Linked DNA regions of Mus musculus: all the other regions are linked to region 4. The links are chromatin loops, found by intact Hi-C in ENCODE. Cell type or tissue: heart. All regions are shown on one strand.

The links. A loop is a pair of places that touch in the nucleus more often than their neighbours do. Peaks named below come from ENCODE experiments on the same cell type or tissue, not always from the same donor. Only the 100,000 strongest peaks of a DNase experiment are listed, where the experiment ranks them.
Region 1: it touches region 4 in a loop (3-fold over the local background); 6 of 42 quality-filtered maps call a loop at or near these places.
Region 2: it touches region 4 in a loop (6-fold over the local background); 14 of 42 quality-filtered maps call a loop at or near these places.
Region 3: a loop joins it to region 4, with 4 times the contacts of the local background. A loop is called at or near these places in 2 of 42 quality-filtered maps.

What each region holds. Positions count from the first base shown.
Region 1 is chr8:83,563,968-83,568,967 of GRCm38, forward strand. Ndufb7 (NADH:ubiquinone oxidoreductase subunit B7) reads left to right here and starts at 2,791. Exons shown (of 3, transcript NM_025843.3): 1 at 2,791-2,963. The coding sequence starts at 2,852. In heart, CTCF peaks have their summits at 1,912 and 2,701 (motif pointing right); a DNase peak (open chromatin) is centred at 2,754; H3K4me3 peaks cover 2,035 bases; H3K27ac peaks cover 2,160 bases.
Region 2 is chr8:83,330,558-83,335,557 of GRCm38, forward strand. It overlaps Elmod2 (ELMO/CED-12 domain containing 2), which reads right to left and starts at 1,929. Exons shown (of 9, transcript NM_178736.5): 1 at 1,793-1,929; 2 at 554-701. The coding sequence starts at 695. It overlaps Gm32327 (predicted gene, 32327), which reads left to right and starts at 2,062. Exons shown (of 2, transcript NR_168721.1): 1 at 2,062-2,493. In heart, no CTCF peak of the experiment used is centred here; a DNase peak (open chromatin) is centred at 2,024; H3K4me3 peaks cover 1,834 bases; H3K27ac peaks cover 1,104 bases; H3K27me3 peaks cover 696 bases.
Region 3 is chr8:83,166,970-83,171,969 of GRCm38, forward strand. The region is part of intron 1 of Tbc1d9 (TBC1 domain family, member 9); the gene reads left to right. Among named protein-coding and RNA genes, the nearest start is that of Tbc1d9, 4.1 kb to the left of the region's middle. In heart, a CTCF peak has its summit at 2,915 (motif pointing left); no DNase peak of the experiment used is centred here; H3K27me3 peaks cover 382 bases.
Region 4 is chr8:83,439,547-83,444,546 of GRCm38, forward strand. Scoc (short coiled-coil protein) reads right to left here and starts at 3,116. Exons shown (of 4, transcript NM_019708.4): 1 at 2,876-3,116. In heart, no CTCF peak of the experiment used is centred here; a DNase peak (open chromatin) is centred at 3,025; H3K4me3 peaks cover 2,125 bases; H3K27ac peaks cover 1,771 bases.

The DNA of each region.
Region 1 (5,000 bases), 120 kb after region 4:
ATCGCACCCCTTTAATCCCAGCAGTTGGGAGGCAGAGGCAGGCAGATGTCTGAGTTTGAGGCCAGGCTGGTCTGCAGAGGGAATTCCAGGAAAGCCATGGCTACACAGAGGAAATCCTGTCTCAGAAATACAAAAAAGGAGAGAGAGAGAGAGAGAGAGAGAGAGAGAGAAAGAGAGAGAGAGAGAAAGAGAGAGAGAGAGGGAGAGAGAGAGAGAGAGAGGACAAACTAACAAGAAAGGGAGAACATAGAAATACAAAAGACAGTGTGTGTGTGTGTGTGTTTGTGTGTGTGTGTGTGTGTGTGTGTGTGTGTGTGTGTGTGTGTGTGTGTGTGTGTGTGACACAGACTGAGATCCAGAGACTGAGGGGATAGACAGACAGACAGACAGAGACAGGAAGTGTATAACAGAGATAAGCAAAGACAGAACGAAAGAGTGTGTGTGACATGCTCAGAGAGACAGAGTGTGAATGAGTATGTGTAGGACACAGAATGTGATAATATGTGTGAAACAGAGACAGAGTATGTGTGACAGAGACAAACAGAGAATAAGACACGGGGGTGAGAACGGAGAACGAGACATGGGGCATGTATGAGAGACGCCAAGAGAGACAGAGGTTTGTGTATCAGACACAGAGAGACCGACACGTGAATTGTGTGTGTGTACATGGAGACAGAGACACAGAGTATATGTCTGACACAAAGACAGAGTGTTTGCACGTCACAGAGACATAGACAAGAAAGAGAGACAGGGAGGGGGAAAGACAACATGTATGTGCTCAAGCTCTGTCCAGTGGAGAAGAGAGGCTCCTCCTGGCTGCCTTCAGACCAAGGTGCAGAACGCTCAGCTCCTTCTCCAGCACCAGGCCTGCCTGGATGCTGCCATGCTTCCCACCATGATGATAACAGACTGAACCTCTGAAACCATAAACCAGCCCCAATTAAATGTTTTCTTTGTTTCTTCACAGTGATAAAACCCTAACTAAGCCACTCAGTTTTAAAGTACTGTCTCACAAAGGCAAAGACCTATGTTTGATCTCAAGAAGCCACACTGTGCTACCTGCTTTTTATGTCAACTTGACATAGGTTAGAGTCACTGTGGAAGAGAGAGCCTCAGCTGAGAAAACACCCCACCAGATTGGCCAAAGGCAAGTCTGGAGTACATTTTCTTTCTTTCTTTTTCTTTTCTTCTCTTTTTTTTTTTTCCTTTTTTTTTTTGTACATTTTATTTAGTGGTTGACATGTGGTGTAACCCCTGAGGTGGTGGCCATGGGTACTAAAAGAAAGCAGCCTGAGCCAGGCGGTGGTGGCGCATGCCTTTAATCCCAGCACTTGGGAGGCAGAGGCAGGCGGATTTCTGAGTTCGAGGCCAGCCTGGTCTACAAAGTGAGTTCCAAGACAGCCAGGGCTATACAGAGAAACCCTATACAAAGAAAAGAAAGCAGCCTGAGAATGCCAGTAAGCAGCACTCCTGGGTGGCCACTGTGTCAGTTCCTGCCTCCAGGGTCTGTGTTCCTGTCCTGACTTCCCATCAGGACATTCCCGTCAGGACATACTGCATTCCAGACCGGGAAGTAAAACACTTACCTCCCCAAATGGCTTCTGGTGGTATTTCATCACAGCAATGGAAACCCTAACTAAAATACCATGTAAAACAGACGCTGGGCATGGCAGCCCAGAGGAGACAAAGACAAGAGGATCCCTGGGGCTTACAGACCAGCCCGCCTTGGGGAGCTCTGAACAGAGAGGTGTGCTTAGTCTGAGTCAAATAAGCTGTCCTGGATGAGAGGAGAGAGCAAGCCAAGAGAGGACACACCCTGACAGACACTTAGGAGCAAGGAAGAGAGTGGTTCCTTCAGAAGCTCTAGACCAAGAGCTTTTAAGACCATCAGGTTGGCTGCGCCCTCTCTGGTCAGGATTGGGCACTACGGACAGGCTTCAGTGGTAAAGCCTTCATTTACCATGTTCTAGACCAGGATCACAAAGTATTCATTTTAGAAGAACAACGACTGGAAGGAGGGCTCAGTCATTACTGTGATTGCTTTACCAACATAAAGAACTCAATTCAGTCCCCAAACCCCATGTAAGAAAACTCCTGGTGTGGGGGCACACGCTTGAAATTCCAGAACCACAGACAGGGTGCCCGGTTAAATCTCTCGGGCCTTCTAGACAGCCAGCCTCACCTACTTGAAGGGTTCAAAGCCAGTGGGAGACAGTGTCTCAAACAAGTTGGACAGAGACAGAGTAATGACCCCAGAAATTGACCTCTGACCACCAAATGCACTCATAAGCACACCTACGTATGTGCACTCACACCGACAAACCTAGGGAAAGTGTTTGGAAGTTCGAGTGTTGGAAATGGTAGTGTATATCTGTGGGAAAGCACTTATCTACCATATGCTAGGCCTGGGGGTCTATCCTAAAACCAGAAAAAAAAATTAATTTAAGAAAAAAAAAAAAAAGAGGAGGAGGAAGAGGAACGCGGAAGATGGTTCGGTCCAGGGTGTCCACAGTACCCATGTATACACATGTATACAGCAGGCTTGGTGGCACACATTTATAATCCTAGCACTGGGCAGAGCACAGGGGACCCTGCCACCTCCCCGCTTCCACACCCGCACTCCTCCCTGCAACTCCCTGGCCAGCCTGGCCTTCTAGCCAACTGGCGTTCGCCGCACCCGCTCTGTCTCCTCCACACCGCCAGGGGGTGTCAGCGAGCCAGGAAGCGTTCCATCGTTCATCTCTATGACCCCCGCCGCAGCCTAGATGACCCGGAAGACACTGAAGGGGCAGTGCTTCCAGGTGGGAGCGAGGTGACCCCGGCTACTAAAGAAGGGTAAGGCAGAGTAGCCATGGGGGCGCACCTGACCCGGCGCTATCTGTGGGATGCCTCGGTGGAGCCTGACCCCGAGAAGATACCCAGCTTCCCGCCGGACCTCGGCTTTCCGGAGCGCAAGGAGCGAGGTGAGCTCAGTGCGCAGGCGCGACCGCAGATCCCGCGGAACTCAGCTGCCTGCTTGCGGAGGGCCGGGTCGAGTCGGGAGGGCGACCTCCTTGAGTGTGGAGGCTGTGCGGGGATGGCTAAAGCAAAAGGCTGGGACGAGACAGCAGAGAACGGGAAGATGAGACTGCCCCGGTGCACTTCGTCCTGGGCACAGCGCGGAGCCTAGGACATGTTCTTTGCATCTCCATACATTGTCACTAGCATTTGGTTACGTACAATAATACAAGGTTGGGGGGCTGGAGCGATCATGCTCCTTGTCCTGTCTAGTGTGATGGTGCTGGGGGAGGAACCCAAGGCCTGTGTGTACTCGCAAGGTTCTCATTCTTCCTGTATAGGAAAATCAGAGTGACAGCTCTGGACAAAGTCCTAGTTTGGCACTTGGGATGCCCCAGGGTAGCAGAGAGCCACTGGCGCTGTCTTCAGGGAGCCCCCTGGACAAAGCAGCGTGTCCAAAAAGATCTGGGAAGCAAATTTAAGAGTGTAGAAGCACAGGCTAAAAGGGGTGTATATGAGATTGATGAAGCTGGTACCAGGGAGGGACAGAGCCCCACTTGTAAGCAGGGGAAAGACACAAATGACTTGCCTTACCAAAAGGTTGTAGTGTCGACTAGAAGATGGCTCCGTCAGTACTGAATCTGCAGAACATTTACCCACCTGACACCCTGCTTTGCCCATAGTCATTTTGAAAATACAGCACTCCCTGGCCGCCTCTCTTGCTTGGCTAATCCAAAACCCTGGTAAAACTCAGCTGGCCCTGCTGACCTGGTCTCCAAGTTGCTTCCTCACTCCAGACCCCCTTCTTATTTTTGAGTCAGACTAGTCTCTAACTCACAGTCCTTTCCCTTTGGCCTCGGGAGCACAGAGCTCATAGGCCCAGTGGTGCTCAGGGATGCTATAGCCTACATTGTTGCTTCTATAGTTCTTCACTGCCTCTTCATCTTAGGCAAGCTCTTGTGAGAAAGCAAGAGTAGCTCCTGCTCCCACACCCATGCATCTCCAAACTCCTTCCAAATGACTTGTCCCTAGCCTGGCGGAGTCCCCATTCCAGGTGAACCCCCCCCCACACACACACACACACCCCTTTATATCCTCCATCCACCCTCTACAATGAAAGGATCCTGCTCCCGAACCTCTCATCAGGCTCCTGTCCATGGTTTTGAAACACCCCCACAGGAACATCATGAGTTCCTGGGATGGATAGCAATCCTGTCTCAAAACCTAAGTATAAAAATCCCCGTTACTGAAGGGCTCCTCTCAAGGCTCCCAGCCAGCCCCAGCTCCACCTGTCATTCCCCACCTCTACCTTGCTCACCTCCACTTCCCTGCGCACTCTCACTGATTGTTCCTCGGCTCCCTTGACTGCCTTGAAGCTGCTGCCTCCTTTGTTCTGCCCTGGAGGCAGCTCACAACTGTGTGGTGTACACCAGTGCTGTCCACTTGATCTCCAAGGGGAGCCTTAACCTTGAACTTATAAATGACATTGCTGACTTTTGTTTTCTGAATTTTAGGGCTTTATTAGTGGTACATGTGTATGTGAGCACTCGTGTGCATTGACGGCCAGAAGTCTGCAGAGTGTCCTCCTGAAATCACATCCCCTTTCCTCCCCCAGGAGCCACCACCCCCTTCCACTGACACCTTAATTTTTAAGATAGGGTTTCACTCTGTAGCACAGGCTGGCCAACCTCTGAGTGTTGAGATCACAGGAGTAAGCCAACAAGCCCAGCCTGGGTTTTATTTTCCTTTTGAGACAGGATCTTGCTGTGTAGCACAGGCTAGTCTCAAAACTCTTACCTCAGGCTCCTGAGTGCCGAGATTGCTGGCTGTACCCCTCTGTCTTCAATGTCTGTCTTGTACTCTTTGAGTCTCAGCTCTGTCCTCCCCTTAAGCCTACCGTGCTCACCTTCCCAGTCACTGTCAAGGACAGCTCTACCTTTCCCTGAGCTTAGGTCAAAACCCGGAAGCAGGAAAGGTGCCTGCTGCCTCAAGGCTTTGGCCCC
Region 2 (5,000 bases), 110 kb before region 4:
TAGGTATTTTCTTCATTTACATTTCCAGTACTATCCCAAAAGTCCCCCATGCCCTCCCCCCTCACCCCCCCCCCACACTTCTTGGCCCTGACGTTCCCCTGTACTGAGGCATATAAAGTTTGCACGACCAATGGGCCTCTCTTTCCACTGATGGTCGACTAGGCCATCTTCTGATTCATATGCAGCTAGAGACACGAGCTCCAGGGGGTACTCTTCAATCTTTACCTCATACATTTGTGTAAAAATTTCAAATGGAAGAGAGAATAATTTTCTAGTAAACAATTGAAAATATAATCTGAATAATAACTGATACATTTTTAAGACACCCAAAAGGCTCGTTTTTTGGATACATATGGGATGTTTTAGGAAGTTTCTTTTTATATATTCAGTGCTCAATTCAATAGTCAGTAGTAGAATGAAAAGAACTTAAAGACCACAAAGCTTAAGAAACTCAGCTGCAGTGACTCGCTCAAATCAAACTCCCATGGGGTGAGCAGAAGAATTCAGTTAGGTTATAATTAATGTTGAATTTTCTTTATTTTGAAGGTATTACCTATTCTGTAGGTCCTCTGTGCCCCTCCATAGGTGTCAAAAATTCGCTGCAATTCACATTTCCCAGTCATCTGCCGTAAGAGCCATTTCATCCAAAATCGGAAAAAGTGTCCATAGAAAAACTCCCACAGAGACACGAACATGTTTCCCTGGAAAGAGGATATAAACACACAAGCTTAACGGTCTCAAACTGGAATTATAAAACTGAAAAAGAAATTAAGTTGATCCAACTCCCCAAATGATAATGAAATATATTATTCCATTGTGTCTATTTTGTGAGTGTTTAATTCATCAGGCAAGGAAATAACATACAACAGCTTAAATAATGATTTGCCAAATGGTCACTTGAAAAAAAAATGTAAAAAGTAGCCAAATAACTGGCCAAATTATTTAATCGCTAAAAAGAATAACCACATTTCATTTTTGCCAAATATTATATTTAATATTTTGGATTCATACTTCCGTTTTTCATCCCTTGAAACTTGGAACAAAGAAGTTCAAGAATAAAAGGACCAACCGAGCAACAATTTCAAATCTACCACACATCAGATGTGGCTTCCCAAAAAATGAGCTCTTCTCAGCCTTGGTTGAGAGCGCGCCCAGCTGTCCCTGTCAGCTGACTCCGACAAATGAAAACACTACAAGTGGCTTACAAACTGAAGCATACAGGTTGGGAAACCGAGCAGATGGCATCCTGACGAATTCATCATTGTTCTAGTCAGTAGGTGAAGGGCAGAGACACCAAGAGGTTAAAAAACAAAAAACCCCACAAAATCTATACACTTGATATAACTGATCTTGCAATAAAACTCTTTTCGGGTGCTAAACGAAGGGGAGGAGGGATACCGGGAACTCCAGCCCTGGGATTCGCAGACACACCCTCTCTGCGCCCGGGCCCGAGGAGCTGTCAAATTCGAAATCCCCGCAAGGCAAGGCACCAGGTGTCGGTGCCAGACACGCGGATCAGGATCTTTAAAATGAGTCATCCCGTCGGCGCTTGTCGGGACGAAGCGGGCAGAAGTGCCAGGCGCAGGCAGGCCGTCCCGCCGAGCCCCAGGGCCTCGGGAAACCGAGTGCGAGCCCCGTGGGCACCGCGCCGTCCCGCCCCTCTCGCGCGCGGGAACGCTGCACAAAGCCCCGACGGCCCCCGCACCCTGCGGGTTATCCGCGGGACGCCAGCGAGGCTTGCGCAGCCGCACGCCAGCAACTCAGAGTGAGAGAAAAATAAAACAGCAGCCACCTCACAGGAGCGGAAGAACTAGGGGGAAGCTGGCACTGCCTCGGTTTCCCCAGCTGCAAACACCGGCAACGGAAACGACGCTCTACGTGGAGCGCTCCCTGCGAACACCGCGACCCGGAAGTCCGCACGGAGGCTGCGGGGGCGGGGTGTCTCTTGGCTCCGCGCCCCGCCTCTTCGTCTTCTTCCGATTGGCTCGCTCTCAGCCTATCGCCGGCGCGGAAGGAGGGGCCCGCGGGCAGGCGCGCCAGACGCTGGACGGTTCCCATGGCAACGGCGGCGGCCGCACTCCCAGCCCAGCGCCAACGAGTTCCCTGTGGACTCGGCCTGGGAACTTTGCTCTGGGCTTTCCGGGACTCTTCCACCGCGGGCGTGACCACAGCACTTTCACTTACATTTCCTAATCTGCGAAGTGATTATTTCCCATCTTTATGAGGCACAAAGGAAACTTGGGTCGAAGGCACTTTATGGATGACGCAAAAGAACTTGCGTGACTAAGTGTGTGCAATGAGAAGTTGCGAGTTTTTCCTCTGAAAACAAACATGGAACACTTAATTCATCAAACGTTCATTTCTTAACATCGTTTCTACTGGAGGAATAATCTGTGCCTTTTTTTTAAACCTCAAAAGTATGGTTTTTATGTGCTAGGTGGTCTTCTACAAGGGACTCGCACGCCAAACCAACCAGCAAAAGCATAGTATCAGGTGAAGCTGCCTAACAAAGTTATTAAGGGGATTAGGGAGTAGGGGAAGGGATCATTACATACAGCGGAATCAGCAAAGTAAGGATAAGCGTTACTAGAGGAGATGAGGGAGTGTGCTGGGCCAGCTTCAGGAGGAAGACTGATCCACAGGACAGTAAATGTAGAAGTCCTGGGTTAGGAATGTATTACAAAAGGCTGATGGCACAATAATGGGGTTGGTGGGTTGGATAAGAAAGAGCCAAGTGGAGAGAAGGCTAAATATAAAAGAAGTTAAAAATGAAACAAAAGAAATTCCTGAATTGGGCACGCTCATGCATGCCTGTAATTACATGCCAGCTGGAGGGTGATGTGGGCAGGGAGATCTGCAGTTCAAGGCTACTTAAGGATCTGCCTAAAAAAGTAGATAGATAGATAGATAGATAGATAGATAGATAGATAGATAGATAGATAGATAGACAGACAGACAGACAGTTTAGCCTCCTACCCAAACAAGATTCCTGGCTCCTTGGTCCCCTTGTCAGGACCAACCACTATTAGTTCCTTATACTTCCAAAAATATTCAAGCCAGTGTCTTGTCTATGCCCCATCCATCTCCGTGTTAGGTCTGATTAAGTGCGCAGTACATGCCTTTCCAATTTTTCTTTTTTTCAAGACAGGGTTTCTCTGTGTAGCCCTGGCTGTCCTGTCACTTTGTAGACCAGGCTGGCCTCGAACTCAGAAATCCACCTGACTCTGCCTCCTGAGTGCTGGGATTAAAGGCATGCACCACCACGCCCGGCATGCCTTTCCATTTTAAAGGTAGATTCTTCTTGTAGAGCATAAACCTATGAAGGGCAGACAAGCCACCACCTTTGCCCCATGGGAGTGAAATATTTCGTGGAGACCATCTCTCTCCCTGTCTCCAGTCAAGTTCTTGTCCCGCCCTCCTCTAAGAATGGAGTGGTCAGACAACAAAGACGTGTTATTGACACTCTGGGATTAACAGCCTTTACAAGATAAAAACTAGTTTAAACAGATTGCCATGTAGGATTTTACTATTCAGAGCCATTTGAACTCTCAGTTCCTGAAAGCATACAGCTCTAGCAGGTCACTGGACCAGCATGGTGGCCAAGCTGGGACTCAAGGCTCTGAAGCTGCAAGTCTGGAAGTCTACATCAGAGTAGGTATCACAGCAGTGGGTCTTGGAGTCAGGAAGCAGCTGCAGAGACAATTCCCTTCTTAGCCAGACTGCAAACTCTTGGAGAAATGAACCCTCTGCCTCAGCTGCTGGCCATATCCTGGAGCAGCCTCAGGTGAGCTCCCTGCCCAGAGTAGAAGGACCAGGGAGCCTCCAGTCAAATCCATCCCCCGGGAGTGTTGGAGGCAGCCTTTCTTCTATATGCTCCTGCAGTAAGCTGTTCTGTTTCTATAGCTTTGAGTATCCAAATTTATAGGTTACCAAGCAGGCCCTGATTGGCAAATCTTGAAAATGGGTATGTCCTGAAAGTGGAAGAATTAGAATTTAGGATCAATCAAGGAAGAGTTATCAAATCTAATGGGGTAGGGGTAAACCCAGAGACCAGCAAAAGTTCTCAGTCAAGTACACAGCTCTCTGTTAGAGTAGGAAAATGTAAAAGAAATCTCTTGGCCAGCCACACACCATCTTTGGCGCGAACCCAGCAGAGGGTCCCAAGGTCCCTAGAGGACTCTCCACGATGCAGGCCCCCTAGCACACCAAGGGCCTCAGGATCACTAGTGAGTAGAATGCAAAATCAATTTCAAAGAATCCTGGAGGGTCTTGTGCCAGCAGGAACAGGGACAAAGGAACCCTGCCCTACCAGAGGATGGAATTCTTTCCTGTCAGAGCCAGCTGCGCACCATCTTCAGCGTGAACCCAGTACAGGGTGCCAAGGTCCCCAGAGGACTCTACACCTGGGACTTTGGGATCACTGGAGGCAGAGTTGAGACCCAGACCCCTGGGCACCTTCCTTGCCAGAGGAGAGTCCCGCCTCCAGGGAGGGCTCTAACCCCAGGACACAGGAGGTGGATCAGAGCTCCAGACTTCTGAACACCTTCCCTGGAAGAGGAGAGCTTGCCTGCAGAGAGTGCTCTGACCACTGGGATTCAGGTGAGAGTTGGGCTCCCAGGAGTGCTGACAGAGGCTAACAGAATCACAGGAGGAACAAGCTCCAGAACCAGAACATCCACAACATCATCAGAACCCAGAACACCCACAACAGCGAGTCCTCAATACCCTAACACACCCGAAAAGCAAGACTCGGATTTAAAATCATATCTCATGATGCTGGTAGAGGATTTTAAGAAAGGCATTAAACACTCACTTAAATACAGGAGAACACTGCTAAACAAGTAGAAGTCCTTAAAGAATTATAGGAAAACACTGCTAAACAGGTAGAAGTCCTTAAAGAGGAAAAACAAAAATCCCTTAAAGAATTACAGGAAAACACAACCAAACAGGTAATGGAATTGAACAAAACCATCCAAGATCTAAAAATGGAAGTAGAAACA
Region 3 (5,000 bases), 270 kb before region 4:
GATGGTTTACTAGGAGAGAGACTGCAGACATGGGATGGACTGCTGACATCTTCGGGGTTGGGACCGCATTTCCCAGAGTTTGAGTGTTAGGTAAATTGCTCCCACAGTGCCCGCTGTGAGAGGATAGTTCTTGATGAGGTGAAGACATAACTGTGATGTTTATAAACTGCTTTTTTTCACATTAAAATTCAGATGTTTTCCAGTACAGCATATGCTAGCGTGCTTATGTTTGAAATATTTGGCTAACGCAAGCAATGGCTTGTAGGTGACCTGATGTTCTTTACACCTTAAAACAAAACAAAACAAAACAAAACAAAACAACAAACAAACAAACAAAAACAGTGATATAGAAAAATCTGTAGAGTTGCAGATCTTGTTGTGAAAATCCTGGCTAGCAGTCTCAGAATCCTGACTAGCAGCCTCAGAATGTTCCAGTTCATTTTGTAGATGGTCTTGAACTGTGTATTTTAATGTGTTACTTACATTGTAGTTTGGGGGATGTGCCTAGGACAACAAACATGAATAAATGTTGAGTTTGAGTTTCTGTATCATGCACTAAGTATTCATCTTTCCCAGTCACTTGCACTAGGGTGTGAAAATTAGTCAGGGGGCTAGGTATATCTTCTTAACCTTCTGATTGTAGTCTGATATTTAGAATTCCAGTTTGGGAGTCCATTGGCATCTCATCTTGTCCACTTAGAATCTGTCATTGACTTAGTCTGCAAAGATAAAAATTCTATGTTTTAGATGCTTTTGTAGATGCTGTTTCTGGAACAATTGAAATGATCTTGGAGCGTATGGCTATTCCTGCCAACAAATGCTGCTTCTCACCAACGGTGGTGATATGCCTGGTCTGGTACATCGGTACTTTCTCAAACCTAGCAGGAGCATCTTGGAAGTAGTTAGTTGTACTATGTCTCCAATGTAGTAAAGTGGGGTTCATTCATAAATTGTGAGATCATTAACAAGTGTTTATTGGCAGTGTCAGTGTCATGATGCTTGCAGCTTAGTAGAAGAGAGATGACAAAAAAAAAATCATAAAGCCATTTAAAGTTATTAGTGTGCAGGGTACCAGCCAAAAAGCAGAGTTCAGCTTTCATCAAATGATGAGGCTTTACTGAGCACTTAGGAAGACAGAGGCTGGGTTGGTTAGCTGAGTCAAAGCAAGAAAGTCTGTCAGTGAATTAGACCTGAAAGACACAAAGCAGTGACTTCACCAGAGCAAATCACGCTGGAGCCAGGGAGGAGGTGGTCCATCCTGGAAGAAGCCGCCTCCTGCCAGAAAGAAGGATGGACGTGCCCTGCCTCCTCTGTCCTCCCAGCTAGTCTCCACTGGAGATGCTATGCACAGGTTTGCTTGCTTGCTTTTGTTTTCTTTTGTTTTTTAAGGCAGGGTTTCTCTGTGTAGCCCAGGGTGTCCTGGAATTCACCTGTAGATCTATCTGGCTGGCCTTGAGCTCAGGGATCTGTCTACTTCTGCTTCCTGAGTGCTAAGATTAAAGGTGAATCCATAGTTATTGATAAAGCTTTTGGTGAGGTGATACATGCATTTGACATACTTATTTAAGAAGTTTTAACTGAAAAATTTAAAGTATTTTTAAATAAAATTGCACAAAATAAGGTGCAGAATCCAAGAATTTACCAGTAAGTGAAAATTTTGCAAACCCACACCAGGACAAAAAGAGGGGACTAGTACCAACACCCAGCCGAGCCTCATTTGACACTCTTACCTGCCCTTAAAGCTAAAAGCTGTCTCAATGCTTTTTGGTCAACACATCCTGCTTTTCTTCTGTTTGTTTGTTTGTTTGTTTGTTTTGTTTTGTTTTTTCCAACAAAGAACATAGACCTAAACCATGATATTTTTAGGTCTCTCATATTTTCCTTTTTTTTTCTTTTGCTTTTTTCAGAAAGGGATGATATGGAATCATAGATTGTTCTCTGTGTTGTTTGGTATTTATAAACACTGTTGCTTGTGGCTGTTTACTTTGTGTAAACCCCTTTATGAGTGTACTAGCATCAGCTCATCATCTGCTTGTCTATTAGTTACATTGCTGGTGAAACCTCGGTGGCTGGCGCATTGGGGTCCCTGAAGGCTGATTCTGCAACTTGTAGCTGCTTCATGGCACCAGTGGCCACATTCTCTCTCTGGTTTTTAGTGATACTGAGTGGCTGAGTTTTTCTAACTGATAAAGCGATTACATTCTTACATACTCATTGGCCATCTTGAAATACTTTGTGACATGGTTGCTGAAACATTTAGCCTTTTTCAACTGAGTTGCCTTGTCCTTTTCTTACTAACGTGTAGAGACTACTAAAAGTTCTAGACATGAGTCTAAGTAGGATCTCCATTTTCTTGTTTGCTTTTTCAGTTCCTTAATGAGAACAGGTTTTTCATTTTAACATTCAATTCCTTTGTAGATTCCTCTTTATTTACATTAAGGCTTTTGTGGTGGCCAGTAACTTATTCTTCTCCTTCTAGAAGATAAAATGTAATCATCGATAATATTTTCCACAGACTCTGTAGCTTTAACTTTCAAGTTTATGTCTAACATTCACTGGGGTTTAATTTTTGCATATCACCTGATGCAGAAGACAAGTCTTACTTAAGAAGAGTGTGTGTGCATGCCTAATCTGGCATAATTTACCAGAAGCTCATTGTACTCTCACTACCCCAGGGGTCTGCTTTTATTACAAAGCAAGAGTCCAAATATGTGTGCTTAGTCAGGGCTTTGCCCTCTCTGTTAGTAAATTTTCTACAAATACCACAATGTATTTTCATAAGAGTAGATCAAGTAGAACGCACACTCCCTCACTTCTTGTTCTTTAGGAACTTATTGACCATCCTTTGACTTTCACACTGATAATATTTTAGAATTAATTTAAATTCACCACAGGAAAAAACAGCCCCCTCTACTGGTGGGGAATGCTTCCTGCATTGGCATACTCTGAGAAGGGCATGAAGCCTACGCTGCTGAGCAAGCCATTTCTGCTTTTCACTTGGTCAGGTTTGGTATCTTCAGTGATCAAGTATGTCATAGCTTACCTTCTTTTAAAACCATAGTCTGGCTGGGAGGGTTGGGGTGCACACCTTTAATGCCATCCTTGAATCCCAGCAACTTGGGAGGCAGAGGCAGGCAGATCTGAGTTTAAGGCCAGGCAGGGAAAGCCTGTCTCTAAATAAATAAATACATACATACATAAATACATACATAAATAAATACATAAATAAATACATAAATAAATACATAAATAAGAAAGACATTTAAATAATCAGAAATAAAGTTGAATTCTGTACCCACAGAGAGCTTGTATGAGTGCCCATTGTAGGCACAGCTTTGACCCCTCCTCCCTCACCTTTCTCTTTTGTGTGTCCTGAGGTGGTGTTAGTAGATGTATTTGTACACTCGTAACTGCAGCAATCTCTTAGCAAGTTGAGTTCTTCACTCATTTTAAGAAACTCACCTGTGTCTTCTGACTTGCCTAAGTCTTCTCTATGACAGTTATAACGGTTTATTTTCTTAGTGGTTATGTTACCTTTTGAAATTTTACTTTCTTAAAATTTATCATTGTGTGTGTGTGTGTGTGTGTGTGTGTGTGTGTGTGTGTGTGTGTTACATGAGCGTGTGCCACCATGTGAGTGGAGGTCAGAGAATCGCTTGTTGGGAGTTGGTTTTCTTGCTCTCCTTTGTTTCTTTTTTTTTTTTTTTTTTTTTTTGTTGGTTAACAGAACTTTATTAAGTCACAGAAACTTTAGTGCAAAACAAAATCTAGGTCCATTTAACTGCACAGGCTGTCTCCTGGCAACCGGAGGCACAGGAAGCTTCTACTCTACACAGAGACCCCTCAGTTCATGGCCCACTGCCAGGCAGACGCTTCACTCATGAGGTGAACAGGCAGGTCAACAAGAGCTACAGGTGGTGGGAAAGCCGTGCAGGACTCTCCTTTGTTTCTGATTTTGCTCTGCTTCTCGCTGGAGGCTGACTGACCCGAGCTTCTGAGGGAGACGTTTCCTTCACTGAGCTGCAGGAGCCTTGCAGTTATGAACTCTTCTCATCTGGGCTCTGGGGACTGATTCAACTGCATTGAGTTTAGGTTGTTAGGCTTGCAGAGTAAGCAACTTTAGCCCTCTGAGCCCTGCTTTTTCCGTGTAAATTTAATTTTGTGAGATTTTCCTATGTAGCTGGCTGGCCTGGTACTCACTGTGCAGCCCAAGCTGACCTTGAACTCATGGCAATACTTCAGCTTGAGCCTCCCTGCTCCTGGGATCAGAATCAACACCAAACTGACCGCTTGCTTTGACATGATCTTGTGTTTGGGGCTTGTTTCTTAGCAATAGCAAATGTTCCTTTTCCTATGCATGTGGAAGCCTTTGCTTTCGCCGGCTTGTGCAGTCAGGGCACACATGTCTTGAGCATAAGCATACTATTTTACTAAATGCTATTGGCTACTTTCTGTTTTTTATCTCCACTGCCCTGTGGCGGGATGTGAGAGTTGTTGTTGTTGTTTGTTTGTTGTTTTTTCAAGACAAGGTTTCTCTGTGTGGCCCTGGCTGTCCTGGAACTCACTGTGTAGACCAGGCTAGCCTTGAATTGCAGAGATCTGCTTGCCTCTGCCTCCCTATTGCTGGGATTAAAGGTGTGCGCCACAACAGCCTGGCCGAGCTACTCTTTACTTAAGGTTATGTTTGTTAAAAGGTCTTTAAGCTACAACTTCTATGTGTAATCCAGTATTCTTTTAGTGGAAAAACAAAGGGAAATTACAAAACAACTTTTGACTTAGCAGTGTATGCTGGTAGTGCGCGTGCGCGCGCGCGCACACACACACACACACACACACACACACACACACACACACACACACACATTTTTTTGTTTTGTTTTTTTTTTTTTTTTTTTTTTGTTTTATTTTGTTTTTTTGAGACAGGGTTTCTCTGTATAGCCCTGGCTGTCCTGGAACTCACTTTGTAGACTAGGCTGGCCTCGAACTCAGAAATCCACCTG
Region 4 (5,000 bases):
TCCAGTAGTACTATGTCCAATTTTCTGAGGAACCACCAAACTGATTGGGAAAGGATCTTTACCAATCCTAAATCCGATAGGGGACTAATATCCAATATATACAAAGATCTCAAGAAGCTGGACTCTTGAAAAATCAAATAGCCCTATTAAAAATGGGGTACAGAGCTAAACAAAGAATTCTCAATTGAGGAATGCCGAATGGCTGAGAAGCACCTGAAAAAAATGTTCAACATCCTTAATCATCAGGGAAATGCAAATCAAAACAACCCTGATATTCCACTTCACTCCAGTCAGAATGGATAGGATCAAAAATTCAGGTGATAGCAGATGCTGGCAAGGATGTGAAGAAAGAGGAACACTCCTCCATTTCTGGTGGGATTGCAAGCTGGTACAACCACTCTGGAAATCAGTTTGGTGGTTCCTCAGAAAATTGGACATAGTACTACTGGAAGATCCAGCAATATCTCTCCTGGGCATATATCCAAAAGATGTTCCAACTGGTAATAAGGACACATGCTCCACTATGATCATAGCAGCCTTATTTATAATAGCCAGAAGCTGGAAAGAACCCAGATGTCCCTCAACAGAAGAATGGATACAGAAAATGTGGTACATTTACACAACGGAGTACTACTCAGTTATTAAAAACAATGAATTTATGAAATTCTTAGGTAAATGGATGGATCTGGAGGATATCATCCTGAGTGAGGTAATCTAATCTCACACACTGATAAATGGATATTAGCCCAGAAACTTAGAATACCCAAGATACAATTTGCAAAACACATGAAACTCACAAAGAAGGAAGACCATAGTGTGGGTACTTCATTCCTTTTTAGAATGGGGAACCAAATACCCAAGGAAGGAGTTACAGAGACAAAGTTCAGAGCAGAACCTGAAGGAACGACCATCCAGAGACTGCCCCATCCCATGTTTATGGGATCCATCCTATAAACAATCACCAAACCCAGACACTAGGCAGTTGCCAACAAGAACCTGCTGACAGAAGCCTGATATGGCTGTCTCCTGTGAGGCTCTGCCAGTGCCTGGCAAATACAGAAGTGGATGCTCATAGTCATGCTTTGGACTGAGCACAAGGTTCCCAATGAAGGAGCCAGAGAAATACCCAGAGAACTGAAGGAGACTGAAGCCCCATAGGAGGAACATCAATATGAACTAACCAGTAACCCCAAAGTTCCTTGGAACTAAACCACCAAAGAAAACACATGGGTAGAACTTGTGGCTCTAGCTATATACGTAGCAAAGGATGGCCTAGTCGGCCATCAATGGGAGGAGAGGCCCTTGGTCCTGTGAAGTTTCTATGACCCAGTATAGGGGAATGCCAGGACCAGGAATGGGAGTAGGTGGGTTAGGGAGCGATGGGGGAGGAGATCTTCGGAGGGAAAACTAGGAAAGGGGATAACATTTGAAATATAAAAAAAGAAAATATATAATTAAAAAAATCTCAGCCTCAGCATCCTCATCCATAAAATGGGCCTAATAACTGCATCTTATGGGTTTGTTCTGGGAATTTAATACATCCAGCTATGTGTTTGTGTACTTAGTAAGTATTCAACAGATGTTAACAGACCTTCTCATCTCTACTCTCTTGTTTTGACCACAGAAGAAACTTTAGAAAAATCATGTGGCCAAAGGCCTCATATTAGAACTCCTGGCCTAATCTGAGAGTGGCTTAATTCACATCACAGTAGTCCATCCAGAATCAAGGATATAGTCAATGTCCACTCTGCTTTTCCCATCATTCCACCTCGGCTGGCCTTAACATCTCAGATATGAGTTTGACATTTCCCTAATATCCTTTCAAACTCAACCACCAGACTTCTCTTGAACCTGCAATTAATGTTTTCCATCCATCATCCACTCACCAGCAATAGTTTTTTAAATTTAAAAGTCCAATGCACTACAGGAATGCACTGAACACTTTACATATATAGTTTTATCACAACAGAAAGAAAATGCAATTCACAGATGTGGATACTAAGCCTTATAAAGGCTAGAGGCCTTGCCTCATGTTTCATAGCCAAGATATTATTAAGGTCCTAAACTGAGTTTGAAAAACTCAACTCCTTTGGCGTTTCCACAAACAAAACAAATATAAAATTTCATCTGCATCCACTCCAGTGTGATGTTTCTAATCTGTTCATGTTCTGCTTTGACATTTTAGGGCTTTCAAAATCGATGGAAATCGAGGAACTACATCGTCAATAAGGATCAAACTTAAGTTAGATCCCCGGGGAGCTAGCTGCATCCAGTTTAATCATTGGAGCATACAGACACTAGGATTCCTACGCACAGCTTTGAGTCGCAGAAACGGATAACGGTTTGGGGACCTCTGTCCTTCTGGCTATTGCGACGTCTGTCTCTGGTGGTGTAACAGAAACCTTGGCTTTTCGGGAAACTATGATTTCTCCTTCCCAAACCTTACTCCTCAATATTTGTTCCGCAGGACGCCTGAGAAAAGCTGACAAAGAAACAAACCCAGGTTCTAGCAAAGACGTCCCACCCCAGACATGCACGGGCCACCACGCCTGCAAAGCAATCCTAGCACTCGAGAGGCTGAAGCAGAAGAATTGCGGCGAACTGGAAGGTAGCTCGGGCAGCAGAGCGTCTTCTCCTACTACCCGGTCCCATCGCACCCCCACGGCGTCCCGGTCCCGCACCGCCGGGCTCTTCCCACTGAGCCCGCGGCGTGGGGCCGGGAAGGTGGCTGCGCAGCGCTCGGCGGGATGTCGGGCCTCGCGGCGCCGCAATCCAGCACCCAGGCCGCCGCCCGGGTTCCCGTTCCATCCCGCCCCGCCCCACAGGGCCTCGGCGGTCTCCCAGGCCCAGCCCTCGCCGCCCCGAGCCGCCTCACCTTGCGTCTGAAGCGCCGGGAAGAGGCGGGATGGGTAGGAAGCCTCAGGCCGCGCGGCTCTCCGACCAACTGACAGCGTCAGCCCCGCCCTTCCCGCCCACGGAGCGTGCGCCGAGCGAGGAGGCGTCCTCCCACCAATCCTAACTGGAAATTGCACGCCTGCGCACTGGCTGCTGGACGCCTCGACAGGCCTGTGGCAGAGCACCGGGGTCCACCTTTGCCCTAACAAAAGGGCATTGACGACCAATCAGGATTTTTGGGCGTGTCCTAAAAAAGCAGCGACCAATCACGGCGCAGAAGAGAAGATGCGCCTAAGAAAGCGGTCCTCGCTGAGCATCTTTTGTCTCGCCAGGAACCTGGAAAGTGGGGTGGAAAGTCACTCTAGGTTAAAAAAAGAGAGACGGGGAGAGAGGGAGGGAAACAGAGACAGAATTTCTGGAAATTGCCGTGACCAGACTCTAGGAGAGAGATATTTCGTTCACATTCAAGAACAGAGTGAGCAGAACAGTGCAGCGCCCTCCCCCCTCGATTCTAAAAGCACGGTTTCCTTTTTCCCCACTTCTAAAATTAGATAACGCACAAAGCATATACCATTAATGGATGTTTCTCTTCGTACCCCATATTCAGGACAATTTTTAAACTTCCGTTCACCCGACCACGTCATGATTCCTTAGATCAGCAGTCTCCTGATCTCAGTCTCAGAAAACCCAAGGCTTAATTAAAATTGTGTTTCTTATTCAAGTGTACATGTACAATGCCAGACTTTGGGTTGCTAGGTGATTTTCGTGACACTTCATTATAACCTAACCTTTGAAACAAGTATCTTGCTGTTAGCGGTCAGTGACCACAGTATATTCTTACCTGCAAAGCATTCTTGCTTTGACTTTATCAAAACCTCTGAGCTGTAGAGGCCAGCTTACAAATACTTTCTTCTTGGCTTTTCTTTCTTATATAAGGTTCTATTTTTAATTGCATGAATATGTAGCGGTGTGTATGTACTTGCTTGTGCCTGTGCAAGGTGCCTGCAGATGCCAGAAGAGGGAATCAGACCCCTGGGATTGGGGTTACAGGTGGCTGTGAACCATTTGGTGAGGATGATGAGAACTCAACTCAGCTTCCCGTGAAAGAGCAATAAGTACTGTTAACTTCTGAGCCATTTCTACAACTCCCGGGTATCTTAAACCAATCAAGCAGGATTTGCTAACACGTGACCGTAATCCTTTATAAATAAAGTACCTACCATTTAGTGTTTGAGACGAAAGTATTAGGCTTGGACTACAATTCAGGATTTGAAGGAAGGAGAATATGGGAAGAGAGGGAAACCCCAGGTAACGCTAAGAGGAGTGCCAACAAAATAGAATGAATATGGGCAACATTCAAAGAAGGATGGGATTTTCCAAGATAGTGAAGAACACACTTTCTTTTCAAATGCACATGGGCCAGTCATAGAAATGGGCCTGAAAATTTGTTTTTGGTTTTAATTTTTTATTGTATGTATATTTTACTTGCATTTATTTCTCTGAAACACTTGGGTACCTGGTGCCTGAGGACGCCAGAAAAGAGTGTTGGATCTCCTGGAACTGGAGTTACAGACATTGTGAGCTGCCATGTATGTAGGCGCTGGAAATTGAACCTGGATCCTCTGGAAAAGCTGCCAGTGCTCTTAACTGCTGAACTATCTCTCCAACCCCTTCTTTTTTTTTTAATTATATGTATGTGTATATGTATGTATATGTGTGTGTGCATGTGTGCCAGTGTGCACATGAGTGATGAGCCCTCTGAACCCAAACAGGGTGTTATCTGATTCTCTGGAGCTGGAGTTACAAACTTTTGTGAGCCATGCAGCATTGGTGCTATGACCCAAACTTGTGTTCTCTACATAGGAACAGTTCTTGATCACCTCTCCAGCCCCCCAACTGATCTGTTGCCTGAAAAGAAACATCAATAAATTTAGAATAGCTTACACAGTTGGAATCATACAAATTATTTTCTCTGCCTACCTAGAAATTAAGTTTGAAATCAAGAAGAGATATTTTGAAATTCCTGAATAACTGGAAATTAAAATACATACTTCAAGCAAACTGTGAGTCATGGGGTCAGTCGTGGAAAAATATTTTAATTAGGT